Linked DNA regions of Homo sapiens: region 2 is linked to region 1. Evidence: chromatin loops called from intact Hi-C (ENCODE). Cell type or tissue: PC-9. All regions are shown on one strand. Links, peaks and the distances in the headings refer to the core of each region. The heading gives the core; the rest is flanking DNA.

Region 1 (16,727 bases), core at 4,074-12,073:
AGATTACACACACTGATCCTGTGTAAAGTACAGACCTAGGAACTAAGAGGTTGAGATAAAGAACTATTTGCCTGCAGCATTGGGGCCAAGGCTTAGGGGTGATTGACACTCATTTTGCTTCCCAGAGAGGTAGAAATTAGGAGAACAAGGGGACACCTAACCTGGGAATAAACAAGCTAGAAACACTTGGGGAGGTGGGGCTGTCAGGGACTTATACTTATTGGCAAGGTTGCAGGAACACATCTGGGTCTTCGACGGTCTGTCCCCTAGATACCACTTAGAGTCTGTCCACTCTGGGCTCTGGCATTATCAAACATCGGGGAGGGAACAGAAGACAGAGTGAAAGGTTTGAACAAGCACACAATTTTGTCTCACATGGATATAAAATCAAATCTGCTGACTTCTACCTCTTCTCAGTTACACAGCCTTAGGCTACTTGGAGTTGTTAACTGCTCTGGAGTTGTTTTTAAAAATTAAGTGGGTACTATGAGAAATGCTCAGTAGAGAATTTTATCAAGTCACACAAATCAACAGGCAAACAAAAGACAGCTTTGATGGCTTCCCCCTGCACACAAGCTGATGTCTAAACCCTAATCTGCCATTCAAAGGCTCTTTTGCCAGAATGTGGCCCCAATCCAGAACCACAAGATTGAAGAAGCACTTGTTCAACTCTAACTGTGCTTCTCCAGGACTACATTTTTGCTCACCCTGCTCCCAGACCTCTCAGGCTCCTCTCACCCTCAGTCCTCCCAGCTTCTACCCATTCCTGGAGGTCCTGTTTTGGTCATTCCTGCTCCAGGAGGCCATATTAGAGTATTCTTCACTTCTCCTTTTGAATAGTCATTCTCACTCAGACAAGAACTGGTTTTCCTTGCAGGGCAATCCTGTTCCTCATTCTCCTTATAGAAAAAGGAGAATGCCCAAACTTAGTGGTTCACGTCAAAGCTCAGCACAATCTTGGGGCACTGGGAGGACTATGGATTCTAGTGGTCAATCCATTAGCAGCAGGCAGACATCCATCCTCGGAAGGCATGGTAAGTGATGGTGAGCAACCACTATGGCTCCTTGACCCCAGTGACTTCAGATGTTCATTTCAAAAGTGAAGGAGAATAGGTTTAGGCTGGGTGCCCTGAGATGGTCATGGCTAGTGCTGGACAAACTCTCCATACTTGCTTTGCTTCTCTCCCTGTGGGTTAGCCCAGGCCCAGTCCCATCACAGCAGCCCAAGAGACTGCTCCCTACTCAAGTCCTACCTAACTCTCCTTTTCTACCAGCCTAAGGATCCTAGTCTTGGGAGGATTATATAGGGAGGAAAGCTTTTAGATCTTCCTTTAGTCTTTTTCCTAATCTATTATGGCATAAACTCTATTCCTGACTTTACAAGAACTTTATTTTTTATTTCAGGAGCCCTTTCTTCTCTCAACAAAACTTAGCTCTTAAGATCAAAAACTTTGCTTTTAAAACTGTCATTTTTGATGTGGACTTCAAGAGTCTATTTTGAAAGTTTAAAAAAAAAACAGGCTTTTTTCTTTTGCTTCCACTGCTTTTCTACAGACGTGCCTCCCACCTACTCTGCTCCTGCCTAAAATGCCCCTGATTTTCCACAAGGTAATGTGAAGACACTGGTTGATTAGACAGAGACCATACATAAGACGGGGTAAAAAAGAAAAACTCCAAGTTTAACATCTCAGTGTGTTACGTTGCTCTAATTCCATAGTATTTAAGGGAATAAATAGTGGAAACAGACCTGACACGTACCCTGACACTCATGTGATCATCGGCAATTACCTTCTCTGTGCCTCTATTTTATTATCAGTAAAAGGAAAAGTCCATTTTCCTCACTTCTAACTGCTACTGTGAAGATTATTGTAAAGTGCTTCACCAAAAATAAGCCACATCCATACAACACAATAAATGGTAGTTATTGTTAAGTACCAGGCATCTGGCAACTAGGTCCGTTCTGCCTTAAGATATTCTAATATCATTAGTCTTTACCATTTAAATCTATTTTTGTTTAACTTTCCTTGCATGTACGCCTTTTCCTCCATACTTGTAAATTTGCCAACTTATTTTCTTACCTTTAAACAAGAATACAAATAATCTACCTTATGAAGTTGTAAACATCAAGTCAAGGTGTTTATGAATACTTAGCCTGACATCAGGACAGAAAACAGTAGTCACCATTGTTAGGTCCGTTATGGGCAAAAGCCAGGTTCCCAAGAAACTCATCTACGAGCTGGTCTTAGACTTCCTAGTTTCCAGAACTGTGAGAAATCCATTTTCTGTTGTTTAAGCCACCCAGTCTATGGCATTTTGTTAAAGCAGCCCAAACTGACTGAGACACCTTGAGAAAAGTTTTCAATGCTCTGTGTGTTAGTTTTCTTACCTTTAAAAATGGTGCTAATAATAACATCAATGTTACAGTGCTGTTCTGAGAACAAAATGTAAGATTTCATGTGTTGCTATGGCACCTACTGGGTATGGCAGGGGATGGAGAGCTGAACAAACAGGGGTCTTGCCCTGAAGATGTTCCAGGAGAGTATAGGAAAAAGACTTATGCCTAAGAAACTGCCATAGAAAGCCAAGCAACAAATGCATTTGAAGCAGCACAGATAAAATGGAAAGAAAGTCCAGTTCAGGGAAAGGGACATGACCTTCAACAAGTCTGCCATCTGGTCCAAACAAGACAGACAAGCCTATAGACTTCCCACGAAGCATTCTTCTGTAAAGAATTTCTTAGCATTTTCCAGGCAGTTATGCTCTGAATCTCCATACTATTTTGGATATTCTTTTATTATAGTACTTTTCTCATTGATTTGCATATATTTCTTTGAAAATCCATCTTCCCCAGGAAATGAATAAGCTTCTTCAGGTCAGAACTACCAGGCCCTGTTGCTTATATACATGCAATCCCTTATCCCTCCACAAGGAAATCCTAACATCTGGTATAAAATATTAAATCCTAAATAAATTCTGTTGAAACATGTACCCAAGTCTTTATCCTGCTATGTCTGAAATACGTCACTTTAGAACAATTAAGAATTAAATTATAGCCATGTCTTCATCTTTTGCATATTGCTTCCCTACCATTTCTCTTCCAGGAAAGATCTTAACCCAAGGTGTTGAGCACTATCAAACAAATGAGGAATAAGCACTACCTTCCACCCCTCAGTGATAGTTGGGAGATCAGGAGGCATCTCCTCTGAAGACTGGACATATTTAAAATGACCTGACCATGTAAGGGAGTGAGGGAAAGGAGAAGGAAGAGCAGCACCAGATAGATTCAGCCACAAGGTGAGGGCACAGTTCCTCAAATAATTTAATTTCCTTTACCTAAAAAAAAACTATATAAATAATTGTGACACATCCACAAAACCATGCTGAAATAATAAAAATGTCATTGCTTTATCAGCTTGGAGTCTAAACATAAAAAATGATAGTCAGTGCTAATCTACTTTTCTCTGCTTCTAAATGCTGCCTCAAATAGCCTGGCAAAAAGCCCCAAAATGGAAATTAGTAGCTCAGATTAAGTCCCTGTGCCAGAAAAGATCTTTGTACTGTATTTAGAACAAGGACAGTATACCATGGTTCAGTATTGACAGGACAATTACTCTAAGAAGATAGAACTTAGCTCCTGAAGCTACTTAAAATCAAGAGCTATCTATTGACCCAAGTAGGAGATGATCTGCATGAAGAAATCCATGCTTCCCAGCTTCTCCTCCACTGCTGTTCCTCCTCAGCACCACTCCCATTCAGAAGCTCTGCCTGATGTGTCAATGGCTCATCAAAATCCACTTATACAGGATCTTCTCGCCTTAACCTTTCTCTGTCTCCTATATTTTTAATCTAGATAAAAGGTCTCACCATTCCATGCACACCACAACAAGCCAGAAACTTGAGAAGCATCATTAATTCCTTCTTAGTCACTTACCCCTACATCCAGCCACACAGACACAGACACAACCACTGGTTAACAAATTCTGTGAACTGTCCCTCCCTAATATCTTGAGTTGGGTGCTTCAATTCATCCCTTCTCCCCTACCCTTACTTCAGTCCCTTCTTTCTGGTTTCCAACAACTAGTGTTCCTGGCCCCAGTCTATCCCACCACCTTTTCCTTCACCCTGCAACACACACAGATTTTGGCTAGTTTTCCAAAATGCAGATTTGATCTTGTCACTCCCAGCTTTAAAACCATTTAATGTAACCACTCCCACTCACCACTAAAAGAAAGAACCTTCGTGCCTCTCTGCAGCTCAGAGCTCTAGCCATGCTGTATGCACCTCCCAGTTCTCTCACTCTGCCTAATCTTTGCAAATGCTACTCTTGTGTTCCTGGTTTAGAATAATACCTATTTCTCTATTTGGACCTGGTTCCAACTGGACCTCCTTGTGGAAAGGACGCTCTGACGTTCCTTCCCTCTGTTACACACACACACACACACACACACACACACACACACACACACACACACTAGCTCCCATAATCCTTGGGCATTGCTGGCTCATAGCATTTATCACAGTACATTATGAATCCCCTCTGAGCCACAGATCTCCTAACAAGACGGTGGCAACAGCAAACGTCTTTGGCTGTCTAGAATCCCACACAGCTCCTGCCACTCAGTAAGCATTGTTGAAAAGGAATGGGAAAAGATGAATGAATGAAGGCATGATATAGTCCACTTACGTGGTGGGATGATGTAGGATCCGGTCCCAGATCTGTTACCCAGTGTCACTCAAGCTGTAATGGGAGCAGTTTAATCAGCTGAACATTCCAAGGAAATCCCCAAATAAAACAGCCCCTGGGGAGCTCTCCCCTCAAACTGAGTACCAAATGGCTCACCACGTATTTATTGTTTCATGAATCTTCTCTTGTCTTCTCTCAAGTTTAAACTACCCAAGGGCAGTGACTGACATCCATTCATTCAACAACTATCTAATGAATATTAATGATGTGTCAGGCAATAATAATAACTAACATTTATAATGTACTTATTGCTCACGCACTGGGTGAAGTTCCTTTATGCTTTTATGATTGCAGTAGGCAATGAACTAGGGACCAGATACATGAACAACTTTATACTACATGGGAAACGTTTCATGTATGCATTCATTCAATGTCTTTTTCAACAATCGTTTATTGAATGTTCACTATGTTTGAAGTCTTGTATATGTTCCTAGGCATTTTCTTGAGGTAGGTGTCCATATTTTATCAGCAAGGCAACTGAAATACAAAGAGATCAAGTAATTTGCCCAAATCCCATAGCTGAACAGTGACAGAGCTGTGATTTCAAGCTAGATAACAAAACTGCCTCTTGGTTGTTGACCCAAAATAATAAGAATGGTTATTTCTGAGTGGTGGTAGAAAGGATGAGTTTATTTTCTCACTTTTAACTTCTTTCCTTTCTTTCTTTCTTTCCAGCATAGGCTGGAGTGCAGTGGCACTCACTGCAGCCTCAAATTCCCAGGCTCAAGCGATCCTTCCACCTCAGCTTCCTGAGTAGCTGGGACTACAGGCACATACCACCATGCCTAGCTAATGGTTTTGTATTTTTAGTAGAGAAGGGGTGTCACCGCGTTGCCCAGGCTGGTCTTGAACTCCTGGACTCAAGTGATCCGCCCACCTTGGCCTCTCAAAGTGCTGGGATTACAGGCTGAGCCACTGCACCTGACCAATTTTATTTTCTTTTGTGTTTTGCATATTCATGTTTTCTACTTTTCCTCCAGTAAACCATGTAATCTTGAATATAATTTATAAGAGGTAAAAAACTGGCTGACCATGCAATGAAAATAGTTGCTACATTATAATGAAAATGTAAAAACAGATAAGAAAATGCTGATGAGATGAGGTGTCTAAAATCAGCAAGAGGTAGCCAAGCGCAGTGGCTGATGTCTATAATCCCAGCACTTTGGTAGGCCGAGGCAGGTGGATCACCTCAGGCCAGGAGTTCAAGACCAGCCTGGCAAACATGGCAAAACTCCATCTCTTCTGAAAATATAAAAATTAGCTGGGTGTGGTGGTACACGCCTGTAATCCCAGCTACTTGGGAGGCTGAGGCACGAGAATCGCTAGAACCCAGGAGGCAGAGACTGCAGTGAGCCAAGATTGTGACACTGCACCCCAGCCTGGGCAACAGAGCAAGATTCTGTCTCAAAAATAAATAAAATAAAATAAGACTCTGTCTCAAAAATGAAATAAAATCAGCATGAGTCCACTTCTAGACTCTCTACCTACGGACACTTGGAAACACCAGCCCATTTCCTGGGATGCCAGATAACTCAAACATAGCTACAGCATTTAAAGATGTACCGTAATTTAAATGCTTAAAAGGTCTCTTCCTGACTGTAGAAAGAGAAGTAATTGAAAAGAAATAGAAAGAGCTGATGCTTGGTGCTGCTTTCTTATAGGAGTAATACTATGATGCAATTTTCAAGTGAAAACATTCACATTCAATCTCTGCCTTTAGCATAGGGAGGAGGCATTAGGTGTGCCCATGCTGTGCTGTGCAGTCAGGAGCTGGCACATCCTCTCTCTGCTCTTTCTTTTGGTTGTCTGCGGAAATCTGGGTCACTTAATCACATGACTGACCCACATTTACAGAAACCCAGCCTTCCCATCCTATTAGAAAAACAGCAGCTCCGTGGAAGCAAGCTTTATGAATAACTAAATTTACAGATAAGCTTGCTTTAATTAGCTAGAGAAGAGGAGCCCCACTCCTTCTTCCAGACAAAGCCAATACTGATTTCTCTACATCTTGGCACATCTGTAAACAGCTCCTGGTCTCTTCCACTGCACTGATTAGTCTCCTTTAAATTCCTTTTGAATGTAATTAATTTGCTTCTCCCACTTTTTTAACCCGTACATCAGGAAGCACATTAGCTGAGCCTTTGAAACATCAGTCTTCCAGGGATGATAGCAGTGCATGATCTCCCTGATGCTGACTACTCTGGCTTCTGTATGTGCTGAAATTTGGTTTGCTTTAGATTTTCACAATGAATCAACACATCATGGGGCAAAGGGCTGGGGGAGGAATTTGCTTAAAGAAGTTATGAGTCAAAGTTCTTTTCTGTGGTCTCATGGACAGAATTCCAAGACACATCTATTTTCTTCCCTTTTTCTAAAAAGAAACTCGATGAGAAATATAATTTTGTCATTCAAATGTGCTCAAAGAATTTTCCCTTCTCTTTAGGGTAACAACTCTCTACCTGTTTCCTCTCCAATACACAAGAAGAACAGACACACTTATTAAGGCTTCTTAGCAGTAGTGAGGGTGGTCTGACTCAAAATGAGATGGTATGAAGTGACCACTTTGAAGCCTTCAGATTTATACAGGGAAATGCCCCTCTCTGCACTGCTCCCAAAAAAAATCACTGCTTGAGGGTGAATGACCACCCGCTTCCCATCACACAAAGAAGGAGGCTAGTATTAATGACTTACCACACTTAAGTCTGCACATGTTCCTTTGGGGAGGGGAAACCTCCCTGGAAAATCCACATGGATTTCTTTGCTGAGCTTTAGAGACTACTGTGAAATATATCCTATAATCTCAGGATTCCAGATGAAATAACCAAAAAAAAAATTGTGGGTTCAAATTTATATCTTTGGATTAGCAGGAAAAGGAATATCACACCAAATTAAATCTCATTTTTCTTTTCCTTTTTAAATTTTATTTTCCTTTCTCTCTCTCTCACTCTTTTTAATTCTTTCCTTTTAAAAAAAATGAAATGTGTTTGCTGAACTGGTACATCAGGGTAATTCTGCAAATCTGGCATATCTGGATGTCAGCAAGGCATTTGACAAAATCTCTCATGAGATCCTGGAGGATAAGACAGGAAAAATGTGGGCCAAATGACAAGCCAAAGAAAGGGGTTTAAAACGGATTGAATTTCAGTATTCATAAGGCAGAGTGTCAACTTGGAGAGAAGTCTCCAGTGGCTTGCCTCAGGGCTCTGATTCACTCTTGTATCCATCAACATTTTTCCTAATGGCTGGGATTAGGTCATGGCCTTCTAGCCAAATGTTCACATGCTTCAAAACTGGGAGGGAAAACAAATACACTGTGGGACAAAATCAGGCCCAAAATGATTTCAGGGGCTAGAACAGTGGTTCTTAAACTGTGGTCTGCACATCACCTACATTAGAATCATCTGGAATGCTGGTGCCTGACCCAGCAGTCCCATTACTGGGTATATACCCAAAGGAGTATAATTCATTCTATTATAAAGATACACACACATGTATGTTCATTGCAGCAGTATTCACAATAGCAAGGACATAGATTCAACCTAAACGTCCATCAGTGACAGACTGGATAAAGAAAATGTGGTACATATATACCATGGAATCCCATGCAGCCATAAAATGGAACGAGATCATGTCCTGTGCAGGGACATCAATGGAGTTAGAAGCCATTATCCTTAGCAAACTAATGCAGGAACAAAAAACCAAACACTGCATATTCTCACTTATAAGCAGGAGGTGAACAATGAGAACACATGGACACATGGTGGGGAACGACACACACTGAGGCTTGTAGGCAGGGGCTGGGGGTAGGGAGAGCATCGGGAAGAATAGCGAATGGATGCTGAGCTTAATACTTAGGTCATGGAATGATCTGTGCAGCAAACCACCATGGCACACATTTACCTATGTAACAAACCTGCACATCCCACACATGTACCCATGAACTTAAAATAAAATTTGAAGAAAATAAAAATTTTAAAAAGGCAGAAGCCTGGCCTACCCATACCTGCTGACTCCATGCGGACCACTCTTTAAGACAGATTGAACTGGAACACAATCACATCCTTCTCTATACACACATGGAAAAAGTCATAGAACTGTAGATATCTCAAGATTAGCAAAACCTGAAAGTTGTTTCTTTTTTTTCTAAGTATCTTTTGAAAGGAATCCAAGCTGGAGGCTGATGGGTATCTAGATGGTGGCAGAAGGATTAAAGCCAAGTGACACTCAGGTAGGATGGAGGAATGTTCCAGATCTACCTTTAGGGGTCCCTCTTACGAGGCAGGATCTCATAATGATCTCCCGTCAGGAAAGGAAAGGTTTTGTTAGAGGTGCCTTCCTGGGAGACAGCGCCTCAGCAGGTGATTCCATTAGCTTTGTCACTTTAATAACAACCAGATTTACCAAATGAAAACTGTACAAAATATTGAACAAAAAACAATATAGATATTGCTTATTCCTGAAAATGACACTCCAGCTGACCCCCCACTAGGAGTTTCTGTGAATTTTATATTTTAAACACCAATTCTGAAATCCACTTCTAAGGGCCAGTTTAAGACTCACGCAACTTTCAAATTTGAGGAAATTAAAAATACATGTGAAGCCATGTCTTTTTACTATTAAATACTGACAGTTGATATTAAAATCCGGAATCAAAGGAAAATCCAGCTCCTGCCCCTTAACATGAAGCATTTTCATGAGGTCTCTCTCTCCTAACATAATATGCAATTGATTTGAGCCAGAGTTCAATTTTCTCCTTGATATCCTGGCATTTTATGAGATTTAGCCCTCTGAAAGTAACTTTAATGCAGCAATGAAGAACCAACAAAAACTCTTGAAGCAAAAATCCTGCTGAAAGGACAAAAACTACCCACCAATGTTTGAGAAAAAGACATCTCATATTTCCTTCATTTTCTTTTTAACACCTGGTACACTCATCGTCTCATAAATATTCAATCAACATTTCAAAAATATTTCCCTTTAAGAAAAAAAGGAAGTACTTAAAATAGGATAGTAATTAATAATTTTTTCATTTTTCCTGGACTGTTAATATAATTCACCAAAAAATCCCAAATTTTAAAATGAAAAAGTTAATTGAATAATTATATTTTAACTACCTATATACCTGCTTAAACAAAAATATATCTATTTATTTCTTAAAAGTCAGATCAAAGGTGTTTCGGAAGGAAGGATAATTAATGTTACGTTTTACAACAGGCTAAATTTGAAAACAAATGTGAATGCACCCACCACATGGAAGGAGTGGTGAAAAAAAAGTGGTGAAAAAAGATTTCACTCTTGTCACCCAGGCTAGAGTGCAATGGCGTGATCTTGGCTCATTGCAACCTCCGCCTCCCATGTTCGAGCAATTCTCATGCCTCAGCCTCCCAAGTAGCTAGGAGTACAGGTATATGCCACCATACCCAGCTAATTTTTGTATTTTAGGAGAGACAGGGTTTCACCATGTTGGCTAGGCTAGACTCAAACTCCTGACCGACCTCAAGTGATCCACCTGCCTCGGCCTCCCTAAACGCTGGGATTACAGGCGTGAGCCACTGCACCTGGCCCAACTCCTAGATATATAAGAATATAAAAGAAGTTCCAGTGCCTAAGTTCTTACTTTCTCTTTTAACATCTGGATAAATGAGTCATTGGATAAATGAGTCAAGTTGCATCTCATTCTTAATATGGCTATAATCTATTCTTATAAAAACAAAAACAAAAGAGAGGAAACAGACTGGTCATTGCCAGGGAATGAGGGGAGGCAGAATGAGGAGTGATAGTTTAATGGGTATGGGTGATGGTAGGGTGATGAAAATGTTTTGGAACTAAATAGAGGTAGTAGTTGTACAACACTGTGAATGTAATAAATGCCACTGAAAGGTACACTTTAAAATGGGGAATTTTATACTATGTGAGTTTGACCTTAATAGAACAAAAACAAAACCAGAATTCTAAGGTTTCTCCAAAGACTTTATCCCATCAGAAGCTCACTCACATAGAGAAGTTAACTGAGGGTATAAGGGTGAAAAATGGGAGTCTATATTCCAGCACCCACTCATAGAAATGTGATCCCATATCCTTCCCAAACTATAAAAGAATTCTAGCTGCTAAACCAAAGACTGAAGTGTCACCAAGAGGTAATCTCTCACTAGAGAGCTGGCCTGAGGGTGAGGGGAAATGATTTGCCTCAGCTCTATAAAGCAAGCTAAATTGTGTTGGCTGTGTATTATCTCTGAAGTGTGGATAATTATGCCTCACAGTGTTACTATGAAGGACACATGGGCACCGCCTCATGTGATGGAGCACAGTCAACATGGTTTCTTTGAGGGCGTTCAAACAAAAACAAAAGAAACATCTGTATAAACTACAATGGACAGATCAAGCTGACAGCCAAGTCTTGTTGTCTTGGAAGAGGAAGACAGGGCAGGCATACAGAACTGATTAAAGACCACAAAGCACTGAGAACCACAGAGCAAGTGGAATTTCACATACGAGGTCCAAAGTGTTCACTCCAAGCATTAGCAAGAGGCACAAGGAATGTCAAAGGTCAACTGCAAATGGGAATCTTGAAGGTGGGAGACACTCAGTCATGTGGTGAGTACATTCGCATTCGTTTTCAAATTTAACCTTCCTCACACAAAATCCCTGTTATAAAACGTAACATCAATTATCCTTCATTGAACACACACACACACACACACACACACACACACACACACGAATCAGTTTGCATGATGGCATTCTGACTCAACGACATCATCAAGCAAGAGAACTATCCATCCTGTCTCTCACGGTTACTTCCTCCAAACATTCTTCCAGCTCAGAACCTAACCAGTCCCTTTAGGTTGATTTTTTACCTCATCTACCTCACAGCCACTCTGGGATATCAGTCTTCCAGACTATGGCCTGATTCCTTGTTGACCTTCTTCTGTACTTATTTGGATAGAATGAAGAAACCAAAATTCTTCCACTCCAAAGACCCTGTTCTAGTAATTTCAGCAATTCTGAAACAGTGACAAACATAAAGTTCAAACCCAAATGTAAAAAGATGGATTTTTCACCCTAGTACTTAATGATGTTTTTGATCACATCTCTGAAGACTGCTCCTGACTGTGAAGAGATGAGTACGCCAAATCCAAGATAACCCACAAATATTGGTCTCACTTGTTCATAAGAGCCTCCAGCTGTCAGAAAATGAATTGTCCCAGTCCAAGGTTTAAGTCATTTTGTCTTCTCATCTACAATCCAACAGTGATTTTGGTGGAGGCAGGGACAGAATCATCTGCTTTGGTCTGGCTTACCTTAGAACTGCCTGGTATAGATAGAAAAGATGCTTTCCTGCTCATCATCATGGGGGCCTTTTTCCTGGTCCAGTCAAAAAAGATAACTCCATCAAAAGTAACTTCTGCTACCTTCCAGAAGAGAAACAAAGCTATGGCTTGGCAAATACAGAAATGTTTGACACTTTAATGCTTTTGTGGTTCAAATTTATGAATGTATTTTGGATCGAGAAAAGTGAAATAAATATATAAGAATCTAGGCAATGTGCTTTGTGCTATATGTAAAATAACTCACTTATTATAAAGCACAAAATCACTTGTGGAACAAGCTTAAAACTTGGTTTTCCAAGCTGAAGGAGGAAAACAGAATATTTTTAAAGAGGTTGGAAAAGTGTTTCTTACAGAAAGCATATGGAGAGAGGAGTGGCAGGGGGTATGATGACAAGGCCAAAGATCTAAATGGGAAAAACACTGCTATTGTCTGAACGTTTTGTGCACCCAAATTTCCTATGTTGAATTCGTAACCCCCAAGGTGATAATATTAGGAAGTAGGGCCTTTGGAAAGTGATTAGATCACAGGGCAGCAGTCCTCAGTAATGGGATTAGTGCCCTTATAAAAGCAACCTGAGAAAAATGCTTCATCCCTTCCACCATGTAAAAACATAACCAGAAAGCACCATCCATGAACCAGAAAGCAGGTCCTCACCAGACACTGAATCTGTCGGCTCCTTGCACTTAGACTTCCAAGCCTCTAGTAATGTGAGAAATACATTTCTGTTATTTATAAGCTGCTCAGCTTATGGTATTCTGTTATAGCAATCCCAATGGACTAAGACAAACACCAAAGTATTTTTGCAAGGAAATAACAGAAGAAGTCAATGCATATAAAATAAAAATTCGGAGACTTCAGAATGAAGATATTTTTAAAAATCTTTAAGAGGATGGTGAAAATCAAGGCCCTTGATATAGTTAAAATAGTATATAATGCCTTATGTGAAAACTGCTGTCTGAAATGAACCTACATTTCCAACTGGGGTATAAGAGATAGCACCTGCTGAAGAGAGGCAAGGGTATGGAGGTCTTGGTGAGCTTCAGCACCAATAATAGGCTTATAAGACCTTAATGAAAAATAGAAGAAAGATTATAACTATCTCGATGATAAAGTCTCCTGGATAATAGAAATATAAGAAGTATGAGCCTAACCACTGGCCAAGAGAGCATTAAACACATTTTAAGAGAAGAGCAAGCCAGGTGACCAGAACACACTGGAAATCTGAAATAACCACATTTATAAGAAAGTGATGGGCAGATCTGTGGTTGTTGGCTCTATTGCAGTAGCAGTAAGAAGCCATAAATGTAAGCTAAAATCCTTCCTAGGGTCAATGACACAGTGAACATTATTTAAAAGTCAAATATTTTTTAAAATGTAAGCTACTGTAATTTTTGACACCACCTTAAATGGCTGAAAAAAATGACACAAACTGCAGTATTTGTAGTTAAGTTCTTCATAGAGCCACAGTGTCCATTTTGTTCATCAAAACATACATTATTCAAAGCTTTGAACCACAAAAGAACAAAGATACTGGAACAGATCCCCCATGTACTCGGAGGTAAAGCTGATGCCCAGAAAACGTGTCTTCCTCATCTAATTTAACCTTTGGAAAGGAATCAGAGATAGACACTGAGCTGCTGTTGCATCTACATAGCTAGCCCTTCTTTCTTTTCCTTTCCTTCCAAAAATACCTACTGAGCAGTGATCATATGCCAGGTTCTGACTGAGCCAGACACAGGACCCAATAGTGCATCAGAAATAAATCCTGCCTTCAAGGAGCCTACAATCAGGCAGAAATAAGGAATGAGAGGAATATACAGCTGATCCTGAACCAAGAGAAAGTATTGCCAATTGATGTAAATTTAAGCTGAGCCTATACAACCACATCCTGGGCATGCTCAATAATTCTAATAAAACTAGCTGACCCTTCAGAGCTAGTTGGAAACAGACAGTAAGATATCTTATAGTAGGAATATCAGCTAGAAAACTTTTATCACTTTTTATCTGGGCAGCTGAACAGAATCTTAATACAGACAAAATACACAACATGGAGTCAGAACTTAGTGACTGAACAAGTGTTTATTTCCTGGGTATTTGTGAAGCACAGCTCTATTTTTAAGAAATTATCCCACACCTCAGTATCCTCATTTGAAAAATGATGATAGGGCTGATAACCCATTGGATATTTTTATTATAACTATAAACTAACACACACAACAATACATTTAAAACTCTTAGCCATTATACGTCCATTATATGTCCTTCTTCAACATGTTTTGTGAAACTACAGCTTATGGTCATAAACATGTGTTCCCATGCATGAGCCTGTATTGGGTTTCACTCATTTCTTCCTAGTCTTACACGTACAGACTGTACAGGTCTGAAAATTTATACCTCAGTATCCTTTAAGCCCTTTAAAAAGCTGCTTCCAATTGAAAGTCATCTTTTTAATGTCTATTGAAGAGAATTTACACTGTATTTATGGCCTGGACATAATCATTACCTTCCAATAAAAATGACATATTAAATAAAAAGAAATTTTCACCTGTGAGCTCTTAGAATATATTTGCTTACTCATGGAAATTCAGCAGCGTCTTGCTCAATATTTTCTGCATTTCTCAGTACAATTATTTGGGGTTCATATATATGTCTATTCAAAATTTGCCAAATCTGAGCAACTCAGAAGCACTAAGAAGACAGAAAATAATAACAACAAACACCAAAGCAGATAAAACCACAACCACTATCCAAAGTGAGGGATTCTGGGATCCATTTGAGAGGGGCAGTAACCCTTCTGACCTTTATTCAGCTTCTGGTTAGAAGCTGAAACACAGCAGGACTGCTGGTTCCAACATCTTTATTAAGAATCCCATGAACCGACTAGGAAATATTCCCCTGCAACAAACAGTTGACATGTTCTTGAAAGTGACAGGTCATCTATCTTAAGCTGGTTACCAAGCTCTGCATGTTAAGTGAGCATGTGAGATCCCCAGAATGATTCACTATTCGTCTGAGAGCCCACAGCACATTTGCTTGCGTTCCCCACACAGGCTGCTTTCCCACTGTTATTTCCCTCTGTCTGAAACCAGAACTGATATCAGACAAAGCAAACAATTTAATTTTACTAAAAGGCTAGAAACTTGACCTCACAGCTGGAGAAACTGCTTTGGTTTGATCAGGACAAAAGAATGCAGAAGCCTCTCTTTCCCCATCCACCCCCAGCAAAGTGGTCTGCCAGTCAATTCCAGGGGAGACTTTGCCACATCCCAGTACTCAGCCCACAGGAAGACAGAGTACAGGGGTACAAACTCTTTAACATGCACTACCTGAAGCCACAAGGGGATGCTTTCTATTTATTTGTGTTTTTCAAAGCTTTCTAATATTTTATAAAGTGCTACTGTTTCTCATTTTAATATCTGGCGTTTTAATGTAGGGCTTATTTATCTTACCAAAAACAACATAATAATTGCAGAGTAGAAAAACACTTTGGGAAAAGAAGTGTTTGCATATGTTAATGACCTAATTTAAAGAGTTCTGTGAGTAAAAGCAGAGATGTGTGATAAAAGAAAATGTGCTTTCATCTTTGCTTCAGATGTTAGCTATGATTTTTTTTAGGTCAGTAAACAACAAAATGTGAACTACTAAGTTGTAAAATACCATAAAGGATGGTCACCAAACATCTCACAATATAAGTATAAAGTGCAAACAAAGTCAACTCTGGCATCGGCATCTAATAAAAGGTGATGCTTACTTACAGCCATGTCAGTAACTCCATGTCTCAGTAATAAATACAGCTAAAAATGAAAACCTAAGACCTCAAATGCACCTGCTAAATTATCAAGACAGCCTTGAACAAAATAGTACCCATGTTTACAAGTCCTGGGTTCAAGGGTCAGTTGTGCCACTGACTATCCCTGGGGCTAAGGGAAAATAAGTCTCATCTTCCTCAAATGTCAACCATGGGCATGAGCTCAAGCCTCCAAAGAATCCTTAAACACTTTTTACAAAATCCAATTCTAGACTGGGTGTGGTGGCTGACACTTGTAATCTCAGCTATTTGGGAGTCCAAGGCAGGAGGAGAGCTTGAGCCTAGGAGTTCACGACCAGCCTGGGAAACATGGCAAGACCCTATCTCTACAAAGATAAAAATAAAAATAAATTAGTTGAGGGTGGTGGCATGCATCTGTAGTCCCAGCTCCTTGGGAGACTGAGGTGGGAGGATCACTTGAGCCCAGGAGTTGGAGGCTGCTGTAAGCTATGACCCCACAACTGCACTCCAGCCTGCATCTTGGGAGACAGAGACAGGGTGACCCTGTCTCAGAAAAATCCAATTATATAATAAGTTTAACAGGATATATATTAAATTACTCTAATTATTTGACGATTACTAATTTAGGTATGGTGTGTGTGTGTGTGCGCATGTTTTATTAAACAGGTCAGCATACTACCACTTTCTCTGCGTGAATGTTTTATGCTCCCAACTAGAATGGAATTCCTCTAAACCAGGGAGATAGCTCCATGTCCAGCAATTCAGACAACATGCCTGACACAGCAGCTCTTCAGTTCAATTTTAAGTCATGTTTAAGGATGTTACATTGTACAATTAAAAAAAAAAACTGCTGTAAGACAGTATTCAGAAAAATGGAATTTC
Region 2 (16,727 bases), core at 5,245-13,244, 120 kb after region 1:
CTATTGTTGCCATCTTTACGCCCATGTATGCCCAATGCTACCACTTACAAGTGGGAACATTCCGTATTTGGTTTTTTACTCCTGTGTTATCTCACTTAGGACAACGGCCTCCAGCTGCATCTATGTTTCTGCAAAGGACATGATTTCATTCTTTTTTATAACTGTGTAGTTTTCCAAGGTGTGTATGCACATTTCCTTTATTCAATCCACCGCTGATGTGCATCTAGGTTGATTCCATGTCTTGCTGTTGTGAATCGTGCTGCAATAAACATCTGAGTGCTTGTTTCTTTTTGATAGATCAGTTTATTTTTCCTTGGGTATATATCCAGTAATGATCTGCTCTGTCTTGCATGAAACAGCAGATAGAGTTAATTGTCTGTGATTTCCATTTAGGCATTCTCTAAAAATAAAGCAATAACTTAGGAATACTTAAAAAACAACCTTCTAGATGTTATATCTTGGCAGAAACTTTCTGGAAACTAGTTTTTTCCTGGCATTTAACTTGGTTTCCCAGAAGCAACCTTTACACAGGCACATTTCATTAATTTACATAATATTTAATTAAAATATATAAGTACAACTGGTATCAGCAAGTTTGAAAACAACAAAAATTGATTCTTGTAAACACCTAGCAACTGCTAGGTGCAAAAGTATGTGGGCCCACTAAAAAATAAGCTACAGCTGCAAGCAATCAGTGAGTCACAGGCATCAGTCAGATTGTTTTAGAGTGGGAACAGTGTGTCTTGGAGCCAGAAAGGAACGTAAATGGGTTAGTTAAGAAAGTTAGTACTAGAAATGGAAATTATGTTATTAAAAATAAGATTGTCCTACGAGGTTATACCAGTTAGCTATTGCCACAGTAATGCCACATAACAAACTACCCCAAACTCAACGGCATATGCCAATAAGCATTCTATTCTCATGCTCCTGGATTCCCAACTCAGCTGTGATCTAAGTAGGCCAGTGGCTCTGCTTCAAACAGTAGGTCTAACTGAGCTTGACTCCCCACTACAGATTGTGCTATGTCTACTCTATACATACTCGTTGAGGCACCCAGACCGAAGATGCAGCAACTACCTGGGGAAGTTCTTCCCCTGGCAATAGCAAAGCACAACACACCTTTTAAACCTAGTGTCACGAATGCTAACATTCCATTGGCCAAAGGGAGTCACACAGCCATACCAGAAGTCAAGGGACAGGTAGTAGACACCACCATCTTAGATGCCAAAGAAAGTCACAGGCCAAGGTCAAGATCCTGGCGTGAGTAAATATACTCCTCCCATGAAGATGGGGGAAGCAAGTGAATATTTTCAACTTTCCACCTCATGTACCAAGATAAAATGCTTACTCGCAGTCCTAAATATGTAAAATTCTGCTTAAAACTAATTTTCAGTGTCACTTTTGGCTCTAACTTCTGTGATTTTACAATTTTGTGACTCATTTGATAAAAATGTATTATACTGCTAGGCTGATTGGCAATATTAATACAAATAAAAAAGGGTTAATGTATTAGCCATTGTTTTGTAAAATAGTTTGTGCTAAAGAAAATATTTTGGTTCGGGACTATTTGCCCATGCAAATTCAAGCACAAAGAACTACAATTTGGCAGAAAAAGTATTCTGTCATGTGTCAACAAAGTGGCCTCTTTTTCATATTCAGTACTTGATTTAATAAGATATGAGATTCTTTTTAAAAAATATTGTTACTTTATATGTATCACACACATAAACGTGATCAACTATGCACTCTGAAAATTTATTCAAATCTTAATGGTGAAAACATTCTAAAGATGAGATACCTAATCCAACTTCTTCATTTCTTAACCTAGGAGAGTTGCTAGAAAACTGGAATTATGAAAAATAAAAGGTTATAAGCAAGCATAAATGTACATAAGTCTTGCATTTAAGAATCATTATCATCCAAATGAACATTTAGAGGTATTTCTTATTTTACACAACTCATGTGCTCCTGAAAAGTAAACCAATCAATTGGTAGCTACATGTTACATTGCTGGTAGAGACTTAAGTGTGGTCTTCTGAAGTGAAGAGGAGTAGTGAGATGGTGAACATGATGAACCTAACAATCAAGGTGGACTTTGAAGGGCAGATAGGTGTTGGATAAAATGAAAGAAAGTAAGGAAACAGATTCCAGAAAAGCTGGGGGAGGGGTGTCATAAATCAAGTCATGGAAATAAGAATAAGCATGCTTATTCTTATGTTTGCCAATCAGTAGAACCAAAGATGAGCCAAGAGGCCTGTTCGCATTTAGAAAAAAAAATAAGGTTGAATAAGGTTGAAGCCATTTATTGCAGCATTAGAAATCCAGACACAGGAGTTTGGATTTCATATGGTAAAGGTGTTAAATGTAAGTGGCTAAAAGTGGGAAATTACTCTGGCAACATGGAAGGATTGCTAGGGAGAAAGAAAAGAGAGATAAACGTCTTGGAGAGGGCTGCATCCCTAATCCAGCATGAGACAAGAAGATGAGGGTCTGGCCTAGGATTATGGCACCCGTGACAAAGAGATGGATGGAGAGGCTCCTACTTTCAGTGTGGTACCTGGGAAGACTAGAGAATCAAGGTTTGGCGTTCATGGCACACACTACAACAGAAGTTCCCTGTTACTGCTGCTATGGTTTGCATGTTGCGCTAAATACCTGACAAACATAGCTAAAATATCGAAGTAACTACTGTGTATGTGTGCAAATAGGGCCACCTTTTAGAACTGTCTCTTAACCATCCCCATTTACAAAGTTGCCGTGCTTTCATAGGAACCTAAAAGTTTCCAAAATCTGTGAAAAGCTCTTTATGTAAACATCTGTAGAAGTAAACAGCACAGCAAAATAAACATATAAGAAAAAGTGCCCACAGACTCATAGAGAAGGTCAAGAGTTCAGTGTTCTATTTTCTTTTCCACTTTAAAAAAGGTAAAATGAGACTATTAAGATGATATTTAAGATAAATATAATATAGCTCTGTCCCTAAACTAGTAAAGAAAACACAGAAATAGAAAAATATAAAGCTTTTAACTAAATGTAAAATATTTTCAAAGGTTTAAAAATATCTGTACACTCTCGGCCAAGATGTTTTCTAGAAGAGGTCCCATATAGGTTAATTACTTGAAAATTCTTTAAAATTGACATATTGTATTTACAGAAGACAAGAGTTGAAAAGAAACCTGAAATGGTCAAGAAAATTAATACTTCTGAAGTGCTAAAAAACCTGGGTCTTTAAATTTAAAGCTACCATTTAAAACATATTTATACTATTTAATTTCTTAGAAAACACCCTTTTGTCATTCATACAAAATCAAATATCAGTGACTCTCCAAGTTACTAGAAATTTTTAAATGAAGACCAAATCAAGAAGGTTTACAATATGTATTATTTCAGTAGTAAGTAGGGGTTTATTTGTTCAAAAAAAGAGAAATCTCCCTTAATTATGCTCAACCAATTCTCTATTGTCATGTTCTAAATTACTCATGTGAAGAAAACAGTGAAGAAAGAACACAGAAGAAAATTTGAAAATTCAAGAACCTTAGGGCTCAAAAAGGATATTGAGGATACAAACTGATTAAAGTAATAATGAAAGTTTCAGAAATATTAGGACTTAATTTTTTAATAAGGAAGCTGAGGAATACTATCATAATTTTCATTAAATTTTTGGTAACAGCAGACATTTCATTATGCGCTATAAAAACCAATGTGTTAAGCCCCGCACTAAACTTGCAACCTGCTGATAAACAAACCCGTCATAAAGTTGGTTTATTATATCAGAAATATTCTAATAAACATAATCATATTCTACAAATCAAGCAAGTGTACATGCTAACTTACATCAGCTCAGAAGAAGAATGGTTAAAGCAAATGAGGAGATAAGGACATCATTTTGTATCTTCGTAGAATAACAGGATCCAAGAGACTTAGAGCCCCATGCAGACATTAACTTAATCCTCAGAAATCTATTCTGACCAGAGCTTTATAGTCTTCCTCTAATTTAGTCCTGTAGCCCTTTCCATTCTTCTTCCCTCACCATCTTCTGGACCCTCTGACTTTCATTCCATTTTACTCAGAGGCTCTGTAACAACTTCATTTGCCAGCTTCTAAATTATTTTGATAAAGTGTATGATATTATACAGTTATTACAACTAGGACCGCAGGAAACATTACCAGATCGATATCACCATCTCCCATTAAATGGCAATTCAGTGTGTCAGTAATTTCCTTTTATTGCACTTCAAATCCTAAAATACCCAAGATCTTTTTTATTATGTCCTCTACAATCCCTGCAGGCTCAGAATGTTACAGAATCTAGAAAGGGGCAGGGATAGGAGGGAGGAGGGAGATGAGGCAGAAGGACTTAATAGGACTGCTACAAGGATGTTAAAGAAGTAATTTTACTTTTCCCCAAAAGTTGAAGCTATTTTAAAGGCAGAGATACAAGTTCCCCAGAAACAGATTTGGCATCACTTTTATAAAATACATGAGATAATGGCAGGGGGTGTAAAATTTGGGAAAACATAAAAACTGGTGGATCAGACTCATAATTTCACAGATACTATTGTTAGAATAGGCCGAGATTCATTTAAGTAAAATAGAGGATTGATTTATAGAAAAATGTGAGGTAAGTAGTGGTATGGGGGATGCCCAGCAAGGCCAACCTAGTTGAAAGAGCTATTAGGAAAAATCTGTTTATGAAAAAACATAGTCCTCCAGGCCCCTTGGAGTAAGCTTCTCCCAGTTTCCCTGTTGACAGACACAACACCGGGCAAGGCTCCTGGCCAGAGCTCCATCTGTCAGCTGGACAGCAGGTTTGCAGATGAATACTTTATTTTGCTCAACAGTTCTTAATTTTGCAAAAGGTCTAGCAAGCTTCCTTGGCAATACTTCCCTTAACAGGCCTATTCAAAGTCTTGCATAACAGAAGTAAGGATGGCCTGAGGATCCCTGTCCGTAACATTTCAGTCATTTGGGGCACATTTTCCCCAGGTTGTCACACCCCACACCCCATGTTCTCCTTAAACGGCACCTCTCCCATGCAGCTTTCCCTCTTCATTCTCTCCCATCCTCCCTTCAACCTACTTGTGATTTCCCCCCTTTAAATATCCATCACATTTTGCTTGTTTCTTTCTACTGGCCTAACTCATATTCTCCCTTTTATGTGGGTTATATTATATTATTCATTAGAAGCTCCTTGAGCAATAGGATCCATGTCTCATTTATCTCCCTGACCATCCTGTCCTCTAACCTATCAAGACCACTACTTAGTAATTCACAATATGTCATGCATTTACTAGGAACTCAGACAGTAGTTTAATTCTGTCATGAGAATGCAAAGTTTATGCTGGAACAGAGAATCCTTAACCAGAAATTGGCATAGCCCACTCGGCCTTATGTGCTTGATTTCTACTCTGCTTGGAGCTTTCCATGCAGGTGTGACTCCCAAGGAGCAGGGCAAAATGAACACTGGTAACCCCCTCCTCAATTTCCCCTTCAAGATTTTACAGCAGCTTTGCTGCTCCTTCCATCACCTCTCCATCTGATGTGTGCAGAACTTTACAACATCAATAATAGAGAGTTTCTTGATGCATAAGCTAGGGATTTTTCCTTCTGCAATCCCAGAGAAGGGAGATGGAGGACAACGACTGCTTGACAGAGTTGGTCTCAGTTCTTATAGGGCCATATAATGAAAAGAGTACAGTCTCACACAAACTACCCCCAAACTAAGAAAGAAGTGAAGGGAATCAGTATAGACTTATTCCAAGAGTTGTCACATACTGGTTAAAAAATGGGACAACAGTTTTGCAACATAAAGTAAATCCACTTCCAGCACGTAGAAGAAGGCAGAAAAAGAAAAGTCACATTTAAAAGATTGATGGGATCTGGCAGCATAGCTTCTTCAGATGAATGGGGCAAACCCAATTTACTAAGCCCAGCATATCAAAGCAAATTGTTACCTCTCTCTTTAAAACATAAATCAAAATAGCTACAGAAGGGAAGAGACAAATGAAGAATATTAAATGTCACTCAGTCAATCAGTATTTATTGCAACAACTATGTTGCAAGCACTGTTCTGGGCACTGGAGGGATAACAGTGAAACAGACAGATTTCCTACCCTTAAGGACCTTAAGCTTGTGCAGTAGAAGACAGAGAATACAACATATAAACAGTCCATTTCAAGTACTAAAATATGCTGTGAAGAAAACGAAATAAATGAGATATGATCATCCTAAGGGGGAGTGGCAGAGGAAGGACAGCATTAGCTAAGGTGGTCAGGAATGGCTGCTTGGAGGGGAGTGAGTAAATGAAGACAGAAAGCAGCAGAGGGAAGACATGAAGGACAAGGAAGCACATAGGGATATTGGGGAGGGTTAAGGTCCAGAGGGAAGGCCAGTGTGGCCCAGAGACTAGGGATTCAGTGGAAAGAGATGAAACCAGAGTTGCAGGCATGGAATCTTGAGGCTAAAGTAAGGAGTCTACATGTCACACTGGTCTTCATGGGAAGCCCCTGGAAGGTGTTATGGCACAAGGAAGTGAGGCAGCCTGATGAATACTCTGGCTCAGTATGCAGAATGGACTGTAGAGTGTGAGTCTAGAGGCAGGGCTTGGAGGCTGCTGCAGGAACACAAGGGAGAGATCCTGATGGCTTGAACAGGGGTTATAATAACAAAAATGACGAGAAGTGGCCTGCTTTGGGATATATTTTGGAAGTCAAACAGACAGGCTTTGCTAATGGATTGGATGTAAAAAATGAGGGAAAGAGAGGAATTGATGATGACCCCTCACTTTGGGTCCTAAGAAATTGGATGGATGGTGGTGCCATTTATGGAGATTGGAAAGACTGGGGTAAAAGTGGGTTTAGGGGTATAGTGGAATAACATTAGTTCTGTTTAGACATGTATGTATATGATATTTCTCAAATATCTAAGTGGGAGTCCAATTGGATATATAGATTTAAGAATAGCCAATATATAATATTTATTTATTTATTTATTTATTGAGGTGAAGTTTTGCTCTTGTCCCCCAGGCTGTAGAGCAATGGCACGATCTCGGCTCACTGCAACCTCTGCCTCCTGGGTTCAAGTGATTCTCCTGTCTCAGCCTCCTGAGTAGCTGGGATTACAGGCATGTGCCACCATGCCCAGCAATTTTTTTTTTTTTGTATTTTTATTAGAGACGAGGTTTCACCATGTTGGCCAGACTGATCTTGAACTCCTGACCTCAGGTGATACACCCGCCTCTGCCTCCCAAAATGCTGGGATTACAGGTGTGAGCCACTGCACTTGGCCCCAGTAGATGATATTTAAAACCAGTAGACTAGATGATATCACTAGTGGGAGAGAACAATGTTGACAAAAAGGAAGGAGACCCAAGTTCAAGCTCTGAAACATTCTCAATATTTAGAGGGTGGTAGGAGGATCAATAAAGGAGACTGAGAAAGAAAGGCCAGTGAAGTGGGAGGAAAACCAGGGCAAGGTAATATAATTGAAGTCCAGAATATAAAGTATTTTAAGAAGATGGAAGTAGTCATATGTACCAAACGCTGCTGAGAGACATCACCCTCTCTGGCAGCTTAGCATCTTAAAGTTCAGATCAACAAGATGTCATCAATCACCTGGAAAGAGAGCCTTAATGGAGAGGACAGGAACCACAGCCAAAACAGTAAGCAGACATCTGATTCCTCAGATGCCTCACCATCAATTATTTCTGAAGTGTCCACACTAATAACTTAACGCATTTAAAAAGAAGTGAGCTTCAACAGACAGCAAGAAAATGAATTTTGGGGTGGCCCTAGAGGATGTAGAATAGAAAACTTCTCAAAGCTCAACTTTCTGGATGGGCTGCTGAATGGGAAGGGGAAGTGGGGTACAGTGGCTACATTGCTGTCAAGATAATGGAGTTCTTGGGACTTTATTCTGAAAATTATTTCCTCCCATTTCGAATATGGTGATACTCAAAACTAAGTACTCATGACATAAAAATAAATTAGAAAGAAGGTAGGTAAATATTGTATTGCCCAGGAAAGCTTGGCACTCTAGACATGCACGGTTTTATTATTACCCTTTCTTTTGCCATAACTTCTAATGAGAAATCCTCTTAATACAGTTTCCATATTATAACTTCAAACTACAAGGCTCTTCCAACAGATAGCATAAAGATCAGTTGAAAAGCAAAAAAGTTCTGCTTGTTCAAAGTATATGTCCCAGCTTCACTTTTTCATGAGATGTAGATAAAACTAGAAGAATAAAACTAAATCAATAGGATAATTTTCACTTTCATCTAAATACTTTGTGAAAGGAACCAGTGTCTACCTGACCCACTACATACTTGCTTGCTGGTGTGAACACAGACCTAAATGATTTGAATTCAGGGCACTTCTGAGTGGTCAGGGATCTAAATGGCCAGGCGAAAGAATGTTTCTAGCTCATTAAGACTATGCATCTCTCAGCTTCTATGGCATTTCTGGAATCTGTCAACATTGCGAGTCATATCATAACTATGAGGAAATGTTTTTAACTTAACTTTTGACCTTCAGTCTAATGAATCTTCTAATTCTACCAGTTCAAACTATTGAATAATTCAATAAATAGTGTTGTGACCCAAGGCAATTTGAGATATGTGATATTTTTCCTTTGAGATGAAGAGGGAAAAGGAGCTGATTCTGCATTCCATTCCAGCTCATCATGTTAAAAACACCTGAATACATCCATTTTAAATTTTTTCCCATACAAAGTAAAAGGCTGAAATGGAAAAAAATAATAGCTTCAAACCATAGTCTCCCTTTACTGCAACAAAAATCTCCCTTGAAAATGTTTCTTTTTTCTTCCCCTTTCCTTAAAAGGAGGAAAATTGTTAGTTGGAACACTGCTTACCAAGGGGTATGTTTTGTACATGTTTCTAAATGCCAATCAGAAGTTTTCTGAAGCCAATGGTAACTTATATTTTAGTCAATCTCCATGAATGCCTGGGGAAATATGTAAAACATTAATCAGGGTAACCACAGTTGCATAATTATCATCTGAATGGAAAAGAAGTAAATATAGAAGAGCAACCAGAGATTAAAATTAAGTTAGTGATGTGTCTCAAAGCTCAATTAGCTTCTATCTACGCAAGGAACCAAACTTTTACAAAGAATGGGGAAGGTTGGGGGTTAATTTTGAAATTACAGACTCAAGGAAAATTATTTTTATCTTTTAAAAATTAAAAAAAAAAAAGGAAATCTATACCAATTTCTGTTACAATTGTCAAACATGTTCAGATTTTTCCAAAGTACGTCATATAATCTATGGAAAAGATCTCTGTTTAGGGAAGTTAAGGCAGCTAGGTCCATTCTCTTCATCACTAAGGAGCTGAGTGGCTTTAATGTGGGGTAGTGGAAAAGGTATGGGCATTGGCAGTACAAAGGCTTAAATTCAAAACCTATCTCTGCCTCTTGCTGTGTTTCCCTGGGCAAGGTCCTCAACCTCTCTGAGTATCAGTTACCCCACATGTGAAATGGGGATAATAGCTATCTGTCAGGGCTAAGATTAAATGAGATAAGGTACTGAAAGCTATTAGCACAGAGTTGGGACCAGTGTTTGTTTTCTTTCTCCTTTTCCTTCTCTGAACTGATTAGGTTTTTTTTTTTTTTTTGAAGGACTTAGGGCAGATAACTTAAATTCCTTTAATACTCTAAAAGCCTATAATGCTGGTAATGTACACTGAAGGAAGAAAAACCTCAATTTTCAGTAATTTGTGCACCTACAAGACAAAGCGCTACTTCATTCAATCTGAAAACCAACTCCCCAGAGCCTAATAAATAAGTGTTAATACATGTCATCCTGCAAAGGACACAGCCTTACGCAGTTCCATAAAGGATTTTCACAGATTTGAATTACTTAATTTTAAGGTGTTAGCTTAGGAAAAGAGTATCAGCAAATAAATAATGATAAGCAATAACTTCCGATGAGAACAGAATTAAAGATTTCTTTTTATTTTCCTTTAATATTCTTCTAGGTAAAACTATGTTTCAGCAACTTAAATCAGAGGATATAAAAAATGGATAGGAGGTGAGAAGTCTAACTGGTAGATCATTTTCTTTGGGATCATTTCCCACCACCACTTTTTTTTTTTTCTTTTCATACTTCCAAACCCTGGAGCTGCTCCCTTCTAAAAGCTACTGTTCCCAAGCTGCCACTCTTGGCCCAAGGACCCTCCGCCAAACTCTGTGCTCTTTCCAGGTTCCTAAGGAGACCTCCAGCTTCTGTGGTCTCCTTCCCCTTGTCCGGAGTCAATACATATCCATCATTCTCTTCTTATGCTTAAAGTTAACTAATCAGAACTAATTACCTAATTAGATTTCTGGGAAAAGGTTTCAGCATTTACTTAGAAATTCTTTAAGAACAAGAAAGAATGTGCCCAAAATTAGCAATCTCAACACCATTTCCATCTTTAAGAAATGTAGGCACATACAAATAAATAAGAACTTGTCTTTGCCCCCATTTTTTTCTGTCTTGAATAATAAAGAACATGATAAAGTCATGAATGCCAAATAGGCTTCTTTTTGAGTAAGCATTTTCAATAAGCGAGTTGGTGCAAAAGTCGGCAGGATGGGAATTGAGAAAGCTACACCCGCGTGACAGGCAAGGCAGTGTCAGGCAGGCAGCCTCTCAATGCCCTTCCACACCAGACTGGAGCAGTGGCAAAGTCCAAAGTTCTTTCAGAAGATTTATATCAGCCCAGAGCAGCACACAGACACATGCTAATGGGCCATTTGCTCACAGAATGTAACTCCATGGGTGATATGCCAGAGTTAACTGAGAATTATGGAGCATGAATCACAGAGAATGAAGATCATCAGGTGAAATCAGGAAAAGGCACCCAAGAACCAAGCCTAGATTTTCTAATGGCATTTCCATAAAACTTCTGGCAAATATTCACCATCCCAACAAACAGAAGAAACACTCTCTCTACAAAATGGAACAAGGAATTAGTCTCTGCAATTTCTGCCATCCCTGAGCAGAGAGCTTGCTACTCGAGGATGGGCAAAAAGGCTTTTTCAGCCACAGACACTCCAGACTGAGAAGGCTGAGGCTGTTAGAGTGGAAAGGGACGTGTGTTTCTCAAAGGCAAAATGTTCTACTAAATTCCCTAATATAACATATACCCGCTAGAATTAATAAAAGGAATGAAAACACCCTAGATTACACTTAATTTTCTGACACAGACAGTGATAAAAGCTGAAAAGTACCTATCAACTGAGGCCACACAGCTCAATATGCCTCCCTAATGACATTTTATCAAAGAGGATTTGTACGTGTCAAACACGGAATAAATAGCATTTTGGTCCTGAAGACACTTCCTCAGCTCCTGCCCATACTAAAGAGAAAATACATTGTCGAGGGTATTTAGACACTTTTTCATAGTGAGGCCAGGTTCTCAAACTAGAGAATGAAATAAACCATATGAATGGCTCAGAGAGCTACTTCAATGAATTTCGAAGAGAAATGTCTTTTTCCCTTAATGAAACACTAGTTGGTATTCCTTTAAAAGAGGCATTTAGAACCTAAGATAAATCTCCTTGCAAGTCAAAGTCTTGGAGGAAAATATTACAAATTGTATCCTATGTTCAATAATAAAAAGTAATTATTGAAGCCATAATTTTAGCTGGGACAAATGTTAAAGTTAAGTTCAAAAAACATCAAGAAATGATGGACTTGAAAAGGCCAAGGTAGAAAGGAAGGAAGGGAAAAAGAGGTCTGGAGCGTCCTGCCCTTTCCCCAATGCTATGATCTGAATATTTGTCTTCCCCAAAGATGTATGTGTTGAATCTAACCCCAAGGTGGTACTAACAGGTGGGACCTTTAGGAGGTGATTAAATCATGAGGGTAGAGTCTCATGAGTGGGGTTAGTGCCTTACAAAAGAGGCACCAGAGAGCTGCCTTGCCCCTTCTACCATATAGAAACACAAGGAGATGACATTGTCCATGAGCTAGGAAATGGACTCTCACTAGATAACGAATCTGCCAGTGCCTTGACCTTGGACTTACCAGCCTCCAGGACTGTGAGAAATAAATTTCTGTTATTTATAGCCTACTTAGTTTATGGTATTTTGGTTATAGCAGCCCAAATGATCTAAGACACCCAACCTTAGTAATCCCCCAGATTCTCCCAACCCCACACCAGAAGTGTTCCCCTTGCCCTCTAAGAGAAGGCTTAGTACCATAGTATAATTTCCTGTTTACTCATTTGCCTTCCCCAGAGACTGGGATGCTGTGAAGACAGAAAAAGACGTCTTCCCCATTCACCAATTTATCTGCAGCTCCCAACACCATGCTTGGAACGCAGTCAATACTGAAGGGTAAGGGAGGGAGAAGAAAAACCATACGGCAGCGTAATAGAAGGAGAGGATATATAAAAGTATTTGTTTTTAATTTCCTTAACAATTTTTGTTCCTAGTCTAGTCAAGCAGAAGGCAATGTGTTTTCTATCACGCAAATACAGAGTTTCAGGGCCCAGGTCACTAAAAAATAAGTGAACTGGCTACAGCTGACTCTTCAGTGGTCCTCTTAATTCACATACTGAGTCCTGAAGAAGATACTCTAATATAAAAAGCTCCAGGGAACCTGTGGTGATTTCTAGACTCGGCTTAGCAATTATTTTGGTTTTTTTTTCAACCTTTTTTTTCCTTTACTGAGTGCTAAAAAACCCCCAACAGAATATTCACAGAATTCAGTCCTTATGATCTTAAAGGTGGGCATGGGGTGTCTCTGACTTGGAATCCTCTTTACCCAAGGAGATGTGGATTTCAAATCCAAGGTGAAATAAATACATGTTATTCTTTGAATGATTAACAGTAGGAAAGGTGTCTTATCTCTCACTGTGACCGCCCTAAAGAAAAGATGTCAGTGAAGCCCAGGTACGGCCAAGCCGAGTTCTGGGACCTCCACAAGGAGCCTGGAGTGAAAGACAGAATCTATGGCATCACTGGGAAGAAGCATGGCTAGTGTCTCTGTCACTTCTCTCACGAAGTCAGAAAACATAAAGTGCAAACCAAAGCAATATTCAGGATTCATGTGTTTATACTCTAAAAATGGAGAAAATGAAAATATTTCCATTGTCATAGCAACCTAGATTCCCCCACAGTTTAAATGCATGGTATGCAATAGCGGTTATTCTGAATTACTAGTTAAGCTCCCTCTAAATGCACAGTTTGCTCTACAAGGCAAAGGGTAGAGATGACTCTTAGTGTCCTTAAACCAACCCAAGATTGGTTTCTTCAATTTAACCATTTCAATACACATTTCACTTACATTATAGATAACTATTTTGTATCTCTTCTTCAAATGTGGAAACTGATGCAGTTAGCCCCTACTCTCCTGAAACATATACAACAAGAAAACAAGCCTTAGAATTGGAGTCTTAAAGTATTCCAGATACACATCTGAAGTAATTGTTAGTATCAGTGTTCATGTCTCTTAGTTTGTCATGAGACAAGGAAAATGTTATATTACTCTGATTTCTATTATTTATCATTTATATCATTAAATTAGCCAAAGTCAACAAAATGAGACCTTGAATGCACAAAGTAGAAGAGGCACACAGATAGAGTCGATGTGAGACGATGGGGTTGGCAGTGATTGGTCAATAGCTCAAGTATAACTACATGTCTATAGGTAAATTAACTACTCTGCAGCTTAATTTCTCAATCTGTAAAATGGGCATAATGATTATCTACTTTATAGCACTTCTCAGAGCACTGCCTCACTAGCGTAATGCCTGGAACCCAGTAGTTGTTCAGTATATGTCAGCTTTCTTTCCACTAAGGGCTAATATCAAATGCAGATCCCTGCTCTTGGGGCTTCTAGAAATATGGCTAACAAAAGACATCAAGATGAAAAAAGGGAGGGAGAAAATTAAAAGCAACACAAAGTAGGACATGATCAATGCTGACATGATACAATGGGCAAATGCTTCATAATTTGTTCATTTTTAATCATTTTGAATTAAAGTTAAAATTATAAGCATGCAAATATATATGCATCTCTCTCTATATATATATATATATACACACACACACACACACACTTATATTCAAATACCACATTTATCACTCAACATTTTAGAATAAATGAAATTTTACTCAGAAGATCCAATATTCACATCTCCTGTAATCTTCACATCAGAAAGAAAATTTCAGAGGAAGGAAGAAAAGTTTTTCACAAATCCTTAAAAATCTTTATAAAGCAATGATACAGATATTGCTCCCATAGCATTGATATGAAATCTTTTTCAAGAAATCAATTTTCTATATACAACTGTCTAATGTAACACAAGGGCAAACATTATATAATATGTGTGTGTGTGGTGTGTGTGTGTGTATATGTGTGTGTATATATATTCCAGACCAAATTCCAGACTCTGCTATGACATAAAAACCCCGAGGAAAACCAGAATAAGTGAATCGAGAAAAAAAAAATGATGGACAGAATGCCTAGAATTGTCGACAACACTCAACCCTCACAGGATTAACACAGAGAAATGCTGAACTACACAAATGGTCAACTCTCCAGCACTGAGCTGTGAATACTGGAAACAAAGCTGTGAAAACTGGAAACCAAGGATTCCCAGGTAGATGAGATCAACATGTCATTTATTAGAATCAACAATGTGGTATAGCATCCAGCTACAAAGTAATGAGGAATAAAAAAAAAAAGAGAGAAAACTGAAAGATTATTATGAGGGAACCGGGGCTAAAGAGAAATACCTACATTTCGGTAGCCACCTTGACGACAGTAATTGCCTCTATGATTCTGTATTCTTTTATTTATATGACAGCACTGGCAAGCATCCTTCAGAGCCATTTGCAACCACTTGCATTTTGGACAAGTGTTGTAAATTCAGACACATGGGCATTGTCAACCCATCCCGTATTCTGAGAATGTTTCCTAACTCTGGTCTTATCACAGTCCCATGTGGGACATTCTAGTTTTCTCAAGAGATATGTACTAAAATATCAAATAATTATCAAAATAAAGCTTGTTTCCATTTTCTTTCTGTAAATTACTAAAAATATATCATGCTGTATCCTGTTTCAGAGAGGTCTAGCAAAAACTCCACTGGATGGGGAAAGAAACTTGCCTAATTCCCTGAGACTCTGGATGTATCTGCTGCTCTTTTCTGAGTTCTGACCTGAGGGACCAGGCCAAGGATCACTGGTATCTCATAATGGCTCAGGGATTGGGTCTACCAACTCTGAGCTAAGGTTTCTTCAGCCAATGGGAAAGCTTGATATGTCAAATAACTCCTTTGAACTCAGTAAAGGTGACTACACATTTGCTCTTTCTATTCAGTCCTCAAAAGAACCATTGAAGCAACTTCTGGAAAAAGACACTACTTACAGGAAAACATATGAGAAGGAAAGATGAGGAATTCTGAAGGCTATTAAAACTACCCATGAGCTGTAATTACCAATCAAGGGCAGTTGAGGAGGTCTCCTTCTATTTCCTGATTTAGTCAATAGAATTTCCAATTTCCAATGAAATGTCACTTCTTAGGAGGTTCTTACCACTATTCCATCTTTTCAGATCCCTCTGTGTTAAGTGAAAGCTAATCTAATATGGTAGCCTCTTCTAATATGGTAGTTTCTTTAGGTCACATGGGAACAATGCTAGAGTCCATTTATTGTTCGAGAGACCTCAGAATTTAAAAAAAAAAGAGAGAGTAAATATGTATAAAGGAGAAACAACATAGAAATAAGAAAACCTGGAATGCAGGCAAAATAAAATAAAATACATTTAATTAGATAATTAATTAAAAGCCACAAATATGGGTAATTTTAAATAAAAAAGAATGGTAAAATGCCTTGTCATCCAACCAGCATGAATAGGTTAAAGAACTACTGGTTTGGAATTTCAAAGTACATTGCACTTAACCTAGTTGTGTTATTATTCTGATTTTTAAAATAAACCTCTGGAGCAATCAAGAATAAATATATGTTACAATGCCACCCAGGGATTGGAATAATACAAACGTTTGGAAGCTACAAGGCCCTTAGATTGAATGCTGTACTGAACTGGGTCCAACCGGTGGCTGTAATTTTGTTGTGCTACTCTGAGCTGAGCTAAAAAATCACACAGTTAGATTTTTGGACAGAAATTCTATATATAAGAAAATAGCCAAGTTAAAAGACAAAAAGAGCAAGAGAAAACTAAAGCATTGTTCCTAAAATATCTTACCCTACAGCACAGTTTCCAATCCTTCTGCATAAGAGGCCCCTTTAGTACCCAAAGTATAGTGGGGAATCCAGTTTTAATTCATTCAGTCTACAAACAATGCATGTCAGTCACATACTCTAATTACTCAGAGGTCTAAGGCCCCAGGTTGGAGACAATAGCTTAAAGATATCTTTAAACTGGGTGTAGCCCTCCTTACCTTTCCTATTTAATGATGTAAGCTCAGTAGATGGCTTTCTTGTTTGGATGAATTCCTCCTTATGTTCTAAAATTCCTCCTGTGAAGAAACTGAAATAATTTTGCCTCTGAAAATACTATCTTTTCACAGATTTCCTGAGCACAGGGATCTAGGATGATTTATGGGGACAACACTCATCTGAAGTAGTACATTGTCACAGCATTTTAAAATATGAATAAATGATACAATTCTTTCTCTTTCAATAACTCTGCCCTATAATAAACTATCAGCACACTACCCACAGATAATGACACAACAATTTTTCCCCAGCTATTGA

What was found. A loop is a pair of places that touch in the nucleus more often than their neighbours do. Peaks named below come from ENCODE experiments on the same cell type or tissue, not always from the same donor. Only the 100,000 strongest peaks of a DNase experiment are listed, where the experiment ranks them.
Region 2: it touches region 1 in a loop (11-fold over the local background); 2 of 110 quality-filtered maps call a loop at or near these places.

The regions. Positions count from the first base shown.
Region 1 is chr11:92,374,809-92,391,535 of GRCh38, reverse strand. All of the region lies in intron 2 of FAT3 (FAT atypical cadherin 3), which reads right to left. Among named protein-coding and RNA genes, the nearest start is that of FAT3, 160 kb to the right of the region's middle. In PC-9, for the core only: no CTCF peak of the experiment used is centred there; a DNase peak (open chromatin) is centred at 7,895; H3K27ac peaks cover 711 bases.
Region 2 is chr11:92,260,957-92,277,683 of GRCh38, reverse strand. The region is part of intron 1 of FAT3 (FAT atypical cadherin 3); the gene reads right to left. Among named protein-coding and RNA genes, the nearest start is that of FAT3, 45 kb to the right of the region's middle. In PC-9, for the core only: no CTCF peak of the experiment used is centred there; DNase peaks (open chromatin) are centred at 8,493 and 9,609; H3K27ac peaks cover 3,358 bases.